Linked DNA regions of Homo sapiens: region 2 is linked to region 1. A link is a contact called in ENCODE Hi-C data. All regions are on one chromosome and are shown on one strand. The core of a region is the stretch at or near the end of the contact, and the rest is flanking DNA. Distances in the headings are between cores, read along the strand shown. Region 1 overlaps LOC102724465 (a long non-coding RNA gene). Region 2 overlaps LOC102724465 (a long non-coding RNA gene).

Region 1 (4,041 bases), core at 193-2,692:
GATGAAAAATTTTGACTGGTCATGCTTACCCTGCAGTGTTTTAGGGATTAAAGCTAATATAAGAAAAGCGCCTGGCATATAATAACCAAGAGACAGTAGCTTTTATTCATTTTATAACCTACAACGTTTTTCTAGCTCTAAAATGCTATGGAGTGCTCTGAACGTCTCTTTTCATACTCAAATATGTAAGAAAACGAATTGCCAAATAATTATGCCCTAACTTGGAGTGGAAGTTTAAACCTCAGTAAAGGACAGACTGAATTATCCCAGTCAGATCCTTGACAGTTTCGTTATGGCAGATAGATACGCCACACAGCAATAAATATAAGAAAACTCAACAATGGAACCGAGATAAGATTTTGTGTGCTATTCACATAACCCAACATCAAAATGAGTTGCCTACTTGACATAGATTCAGAGAGATCTTACGAGTTGGAAGGAACATCGGTGGGTGATGAATTTCATCTCAGGCACAAAGTGTCACTATTCATTCTATGACTTTATTGTGACAAGTTTATCTTTCCATTTGTTATTCCCTTCCACCTATCCATCTCCTAAGATAATTAATAATCACTTACCATGAATTTAGTGACCTATGTACATGTCTCATGTCTCTTACTAGACTGAGCCATCCATGGGTCAAGCACCATGTGATATTCAAATCAGTGATTCCTGGTAAGCGCAGAAGAATGAATAAATAGCTCTGTAGTTGAATGGATGAAAGAATGAACCAATAAATTAACTAACTGGTTAATCAACCACCTTCCTGCCTTTTCCATTCCATTTGCATTCACTAGGTTTAAGTGTAAAGGAAAAAAATCATGTGCAATCATGTAAATAGGTATCTCAGGAATCACTTATGCTTCCCAGCAAGACCTTGCTCTAATATAACTGATGTCATTTCTAAGCACCTCATTTATTAATTAGTTTACCTATGTCAATTTGATTATCTTATCTTTGGGAGGTACACAAAGACTGAAAATATATGTATATACACACACACACATATTTATATGTGTATATTTATAAATACACATATATTTATATTTTTTAGTGTAAATTATTTTTTCCTGGAATTTGTAGGTCACTAATCCAACTTGAATAACTAGTTCATGGAAGGAACAGTACAAGGGACTCTTTCAGTGTCACAGGAGAAAGAATTGTTGGAGACCCACTGCTCACTTTCGCTTTTTCTCCCCCGGACACCTGAGTACCCTCGAATCCCACCACAGTTTCTCCTAAGGCATGTTTGTCAGTGCGTTTACAGAGGTTCTAATTAATTCTTTGTAATTGCAGAGTGTTTTCTGCCTCCATTTCTCACCGCTGTCCCAGCCTTGGAAACAAGATGTTCCACCTCTGGAGGCTGCCCTGGTAAAAGCCTATTAATAAATAATTAAGTTTGGAGACTCCTGCAGTGGTGAGTCATGGCTGGAGATCATGTGGAAGCTGTCTCCATGGTAACTCACCAACAGGAACTGCACTGCTCTATTTCTCTTTTTGTATGTGTGGAGAGAGTGGAGGCAAACGCGTAGATTAAAAAGAGATTTGTTTTATGTATGTTTCTTTCTTTTTGTATTGAAAAAACATCTGCCACTGAATTTAGAATTCGAGAAAGGCTATGTTTATGGCAAATGAAATGTGACCTTCAGCTGGGTGCAAAACCTTCTCACACCTCTCTTCCTTATCCCAAGCTCATCTGCTCCTTCTTCCGGATCTGTTACTGGCTCCACCCTACCTTACTGGGTGTACTGTTGCTTTCCACAAAGCTATTGCCATGTAGTCATTACTGTGCCACTGGCCCCTGCCAAATGCTTCTTCACTCACTTCTCTCCCCATCTCTGTTAACTTGCTCTTCAGTGTAAGCTAAACTTATATAGAATGCAAAGAACATGGATTTTGGAGTAGGGTGGGTCCCCAGCCTCTTCTCCTAACTAGCTATGCGACTTAGGAAAGTTACTGGACTTCTCTCCGTCTGTTTCCCTGCCCATAAAATGCAAATAATAATCCCCCTGCAGGATTGTAGTGAAGTTACAGGAGGCAGCATAAAGTAGGCAATAAAAACATACATTTTTACATCAGATTGGATTTGAATCTTCTCTTTGCCTTTTACTCACTTTCTCTTTTAGGGAAAGTTAATTTCCCTAAGTCTCAGTTCCTTATCTAAAAAGCTGATCAAACAATCACAGACAGATTTATTTGAAACATTAACTTACAGGAAGGTATGTGAAAGCCTTTTGCAAAGTGTGAATACTTAGTACATGCCCATTACAGTTTATTAAAGGATGTAGCATTATAGTTGGTGTCTAAGAAATAAAGCTATTTTTATGATGATGAGTTTGTTGTGAGACAATGGTAACTTGATATAAAGGTCTGACAGGTGGGGGTCAGCAGCTTGGGCACAACAGAGCGAAAGTCATTGAACCCTTGTGTCCTTGCCTAGATTGACACTCGATTCTGCTTCAGATAGAACCTTTGACTTTCTAACCAGATCTAAGCTCAGACTCCTTTGCAGAATCATGACCCAGGCCAATCTTATCCCAGCACTGAGGTCATTTGTTCTGGATATTCTGCATTTTCCTCCCTCCTGTGCTCTGTTCTGTGATCCAAAAGGTTGACTGTATCTCTTAAGCTTGCTTTCAGGTGGCTTCCAGGTGTATAAAACCAATAAAAGAAACCCAATGAGAGCTACACAATTATTTAATAGGAGCAAAGAGAACGAGGTCTGGAACCCAGGAGATTCACTGGGCTCTCTGTTGGTACATCAAAGTTTAATAATAAATAGAAAACTAAGGCAACCTAATCAATCCTGAACAACTGAGAACTTAGATCCTTCCATCATGAAGTCATGGATCATTCTCCCAAGCAAAGAATTTTGAACTGATGGCAGAGGATGAAGGTAAGGAATGGCTGGTGTCAGAGGAAAGCTACGATAATTAACATAGGTCTTGGGACTAGCCATAGAAGTGATAACTATAGAAACCATGCACGTTTCATGTTACTTGACTCTTCCCATCTGTTCTTCCTACCTTAAATAAAAAATTCCAGAAGTGTCCATCAAGTTTCAGGGAGATATGTGAGGGAACTGACATCATCCTATGAAAATATGGTAGCTGGTGAGACTTTTTCTCTCCTCTGTTTTGGGGGCAACTGTTTCTTTACTTAATAAAAAGCAAGAAAAGATGCTGAATGGCAAAACGGGGAGACTGAAGAGGTTCTCCTGTACTTATTCCACCTCTCACATCCCAAGTCTCTTCTTTCTCTGACCCACTCTGGGGCCAAGAAAGCCGTTGCCTGCATACACCTTGCAGATGGTTTCAAGTTGAGTTTGGCCAATGGGATGCATCAGCAAGAGACTGAAGGGTGAAAGAAGACGTAAGTAGAGGGGAAGTGCTTCGGCTATGCCTGCCCTGCTCCTTCTGTAGCTGAGCATCTGTGGCAGATGCTGTGTCCTTCCATGACCACAGCTTTTGTGAGGCCACCTGCTGTGCTATGTTTTTAGATGCCACCCTATCTGTATTTACTCTCTTACCCTGCCAATTCCTCTGCACGTCATCCCTTCATTGAAATCTTTCAGTTGAACCGAATTCTGCTTCCTACTAGGCTGTTACTCACATTGAACCTATTCCTGGACCCCATTCATGTGTCAGTGCCTTCCATCTCTGCATTGCCTACACGTAGCTGGTTCTCAATAAAGGTTTGTTAAAATAAAATATTTTGTAATTAGAGTGACTTAGGGTTATCTAAAAGGAGGTCAGCCAGAGGTCAGCTAGAACACGGACATAATTTGGCATGACCATAACTCCCATTTGCTAACCACATCTGTAGGTAAGTACTAAAATCTTGGTCTTTTTCATCTATCAATGTCACCAATCATTTGAAATCATTGCTTTTAAGAAAAATCAAACACAGTCAGAATGGTTCATCACTGTTGAGAACTATTCAAATTTTCTCCAAATTGACTTGACATCTGTGGTTACCACCATAGGCAACAGTTAGCAGTGCCTTAGGAAGCAGACTGCAAGATAAGTCTAAAATAAGAAA
Region 2 (4,178 bases), core at 825-3,324, 130 kb after region 1:
CCCAAAGTGAGAGTGGGCACATGTATGTGTGAGTGAACATGTATGTCTCTGTGTGCAAGGGTGTGTGCAGTGGTGAGGTGGAGTGAAAGCTAGGAGACAAACGTGTAGGTAGGAGGGGAGTGCTCGAGAGAAATGGGAGACTCAGGAAAAACCCCTGAAAGGCTGATTCAAATCTTCCAAACAGGTCACCAGGGATAGCAAGGAAGAGCAGAAGACAAGGACACTAAAGGTACCACAGGCAGTTGCTATTAGTACAGTCTTTGTAATATCATCCATAATAGCTGGTCTGTGATTGATTGATTGATTTTTTTTTTGAGACGGAGTCTTGTTCTGTCACCCAGGCTAGATTGCAGTGGTACGATCTCGGCTCACTGCAACCTCCGCCTCCCGGGTTCAAGCGATTCTCCTGCCTCAGCCTCCTGAGTAGCTGGGATTACAGGTGCACGCCACCACACCTGGCTACTTCTTGTATTTTTAGTAGAGATGGGGTTTCACCATGTTGGCCAGGCTGGTCTCAAACTCCTGACCTCGTGATCCGCCCACCTCGGCCTCCCAAAGTGCTGGGATTACAGGCATGAGCCACCGTACCTGGCCTGATCTGTGATTTGTATTTATTGTCTCTAGCAATCGTTATAATAAATGCCAGCTCTGATTTATTTAAACAGGTAAGCCCTCTCTTGCCCTCCCAGTGTCTGTTCATGTACCACACTTTTCCAGCTCCCTCCTTGGAGTCCTTGGAGAGCTGTTGCTTTTCTCTTACTTCCCCCCACCCCTTTCTATTTCCATCACTCACTAAGTCACATTTTTTTTCCTTTGGCAATTTTTTCTCATTGCTTTTCTATGCTGTCAGGGATTAACTTTGCACAAAGAAAGGTTTAGCCTCAGATGGGCCCCTGGCGGCCCTTTAAACTTATGGCATGTCCTGCCTGATAAGACCTTCTGAGCACAGGGCCAGTGAAACTGCACAGAGAAGCACATCACAAACGTTGTCCTGCCCGGTCTCCTGAACCATCTGCCTGTCTCCTGTCCTCTTCCTTATTTTCCAAAGACCATCACAGACGCCAAGGCTCAAATTAGTTTCTATGAACTCTGATGCATACTGTCATGTATGATGTGCCAGGAATTGTGCATTATCTCACTTAATCCTTGCAAGACCACTGGATGGTAAGTCTTAACAATGCCCACTTTATAGTGGAAAATCTGAGGCTTTGAAAGGTTAAACAATTTGTCTAAAATTACAGCGCATGTGGCAGTCAGGTCTATCCAACCTCAGCATCTGGATTCACAGTTGCTGTGCTGAATAGCCTTACATGAGACTTCTACTTATCTAAACTTACACACAGTTATTAGTTTGAATTCTGAGAAACTGGCTTTTGAGAGTGGAAAAGAGGCCAGGTATAAGCGTTCTTAGTCTGTTTTAAGAATAAGAACAATTAGGATAATCACTCACCCCCACCCCCAACTCATCACCCTTAGAAGAATCTATCTGCTAGTAGTCACTTGGTATCCACAAAGTCAGACTTCATTATCCCCTAATAAAAACTCTCCTGGCATCATTCTAAGAGGTTTATGTGGGGTGCTGCTCCCCATTTCCAACCTGTCTGTGAACCTCTCCTTTTTGATTCACTGCTGAATCATCTGCCAGGCCTCTGAGCGCTCACCTTCATTTTGCTCAGCCACAAGGTAGACTCCTGAGTAAATGGAGTCCATTAGAGTGGACTCACATCACATTAAGGTATGCAAATGTGTACATTAAGGTGGAGGGAGACACAGAAAAAGAAAAATAATTGTAGTTGCATAGGAGATTCCTAGCACCATCCCATTCATTAAGGAGATATAGCTGATATGAACACACTGTTCCCCCCCAAGTCTGTGTTGTTTTCTAAGCACCTCTGAGAATACAGGCATCTCACCAAGCTAAGGGTCCTGCTCCTGTTTACAATGCCCGTGTTTCATAAACTTTGCCTACTAAAGGGAAACTAACAATTTCATCTCATACTCAGGAAATCATGCTAGCCCAATACTAGAGGATAACACAGCTGGATCTGACTCACTAAGAAGCAATGTGTCAGTTTCCAGTGAAGTGCTTCTAAAGAGATTTGCCAAGTCTACTTTTTGTCTCACAAGCAGACTTCAGAGCCTAAATTTTCCATAAGCTGTGACTCTGCAAATTTGTCTGGGGATTTGTGATTGGATCACTGGGGAATTGACCCACCCAGTTGCAGAGATGCTAGTCCAAGGGTTATGTAGAATTAGAGCTGCAGTCAGCACCAAGAAAAGCAACGCCCTGTGTGTACTGAAGATTTAAGAGAGCAGAAAAATAAGAGGAGACCAAGGGAACCAGGCTATAGAAAGGAAAGTGGAACTGCAGCAAAACATATATTTAACACATTTTTAAAAATAGGGATCACTACCAAGCCGGAGACAGTGAGTGAGAGAGAAAGAGATTGGGAATGAGAGCAGAAAAATAAGAGGAGACCAAGGAAACCGGGCTATAGAGAGTAGAGTGGAACAGGAAGAAGACATATATTTGAAAAGAGGGGTCACTGTTGAGCCAGAGAGAGTGAGTGAGAGAAAGAGATTGGGAATGAGCCTTCTTGGTGTGTGATGGGTCCTGACTGAGTGGCCCTTGTCCCAGGATCCCATGCCTGTCAGGCCCGGGCTTCCCTTCCCCTTTGGCAGGGGCATCCCTAGTGAGGCACAGGAATGATTTGTACTCTACATTCAGCTTCTGTTGCCCCAACTGTAGTCTAACGCACCCCAGCAAGTTTACCCTTTTTCTTACCTGCTAATGCCAAATTGACAACCTAATTACCACGCATATGTGATTGCTATTACCATGTGAATAGTAATAACTATGCACCCTTTCTAATTTCTAATTCTGATTCAGAAACAGAAGTCATTCACAAACCCTTCCTTATCAGTTTTAAAAAACGATCCCTATGCCGAAATGGTGACTCAGCTTCCGTACATTGCAGTGATAGTGCTGGCCCTCTCCAGAACCCTTGCACTCTCCGGCCGTTAACAAAGATAAATATAAATGCTTATTTCAAGTTCTCTTTTCAACCACCCTTGCGCTCCAACGATTTTTTTTCCTGCATGGGCTGCTTCTGGCTGCTATGACCTAATGCTACGACCTTTTTTTTACTCTGGGTTATTCTGGCCTTCATTTCTTTTGAAATCAGCCCTTCAATTTCATTTTCTCATATTTGTCACCACAGCTTTGAGATGTATGTGTACCTTTAACAGCTACATGAGTAGAATGGAAGGTGGTAGAAAGACACTATGGTTCAATATTAACAGGAGAATGGGGAGGAGCCAATGATACTGCCAGACACAAAAGGAAGGGAGGAGGAAGTGGGGGAGCAGAAAGAGTAAAGTAATAAGAGCTTGGGGAAATCAAGTTAAAAGTAACCAAGAGGTAATCAACCCAGTGATGGCATGGCACTAAATATACATGTCTTGCCTTGTGACATCTCTTCTAATTTTCTATCTTGCATCTCTCAGAAATTTGTAGAAGTTCCCTGAGGGCAAGTTCCCTGCCTTATACTCTTGTTTGTTGTTGCTGTTTCATATGGAACATTAATATTTGCTGATCAAATGATGTATTAATTGATTGATATTCCAACTGCTTGCACTCCAAATAAGACTGTACACATTTCAAATGGTGGTGGTGGTAGAACCATTTGAGTGAGGGAGAGGAGTAGTTAGAATTAGTGGAAACTGTATTTTTTTCCCCAAAATGCTTAGAAGGAAATACGTTCTGTAACCCTTCCTGTCTAATGGCTGCAGAGTAATTTGGCACTAATTTTGATTTCTCTTCTTTTAACTATTCAAGTGCCCATGACAGCCTGACACATAGTAGGCACTCATTAAACATTTGAAAATGACTGAGTGACAAACTGAAAAATACTTTTAGTGAGAATTGAAATCTACTATTGATTGTCCCATCAAGAGATTTAGGGACCCTGGAAGGACTATGCATTTCCTGAGGTCATCCTTTGAGTAAGGCTGCTAGGATGGATAGGGTCCATAACAGAGCTGTATCAGAAACAAAAGGAAAAAAAAAATACTGGTCTTGGAAGGTAACAGTATTGCATAGCAATTAAAGAGAATAAAAGAAAACGACAATGCACATGGTACATATGCATTAACTTGCTAAGTCTACCATAACAAAA

The links. Hi-C counts contacts between places; a loop is a spot of excess contacts on that map. Pooled maps may share reads with other maps.
Region 2: a map of mammary epithelial cell shows a loop between it and region 1 (3-fold over the local background). The contact joins two enhancer-like sites. A Hi-C loop is called at or near these places in 4 of 168 maps with a recorded cell type or tissue (aorta, ascending aorta, cardiac septum and 1 more) and 3 of 50 pooled maps.

Annotation. Positions count from the first base shown.
Region 1 is chr15:87,476,514-87,480,554 of GRCh38, forward strand. The region is part of intron 2 of LOC102724465 (a long non-coding RNA gene); the gene reads right to left. Among named protein-coding and RNA genes, the nearest start is that of LINC00052, 98 kb to the right of the region's middle. Within about 2 kb of position 1,443, at least 6 of the 41 ENCODE cell types and tissues checked have a DNase peak (open chromatin) inside an H3K27ac peak, as active enhancers do; they include mammary epithelial cell, where a contact is called at or near this core.
Region 2 is chr15:87,607,522-87,611,699 of GRCh38, forward strand. All of the region lies in intron 1 of LOC102724465 (a long non-coding RNA gene), which reads right to left. Among named protein-coding and RNA genes, the nearest start is that of LINC00052, 33 kb to the left of the region's middle. Within about 2 kb of position 2,075, at least 3 of the 41 ENCODE cell types and tissues checked have a DNase peak (open chromatin) inside an H3K27ac peak, as active enhancers do; they include mammary epithelial cell, where a contact is called at or near this core.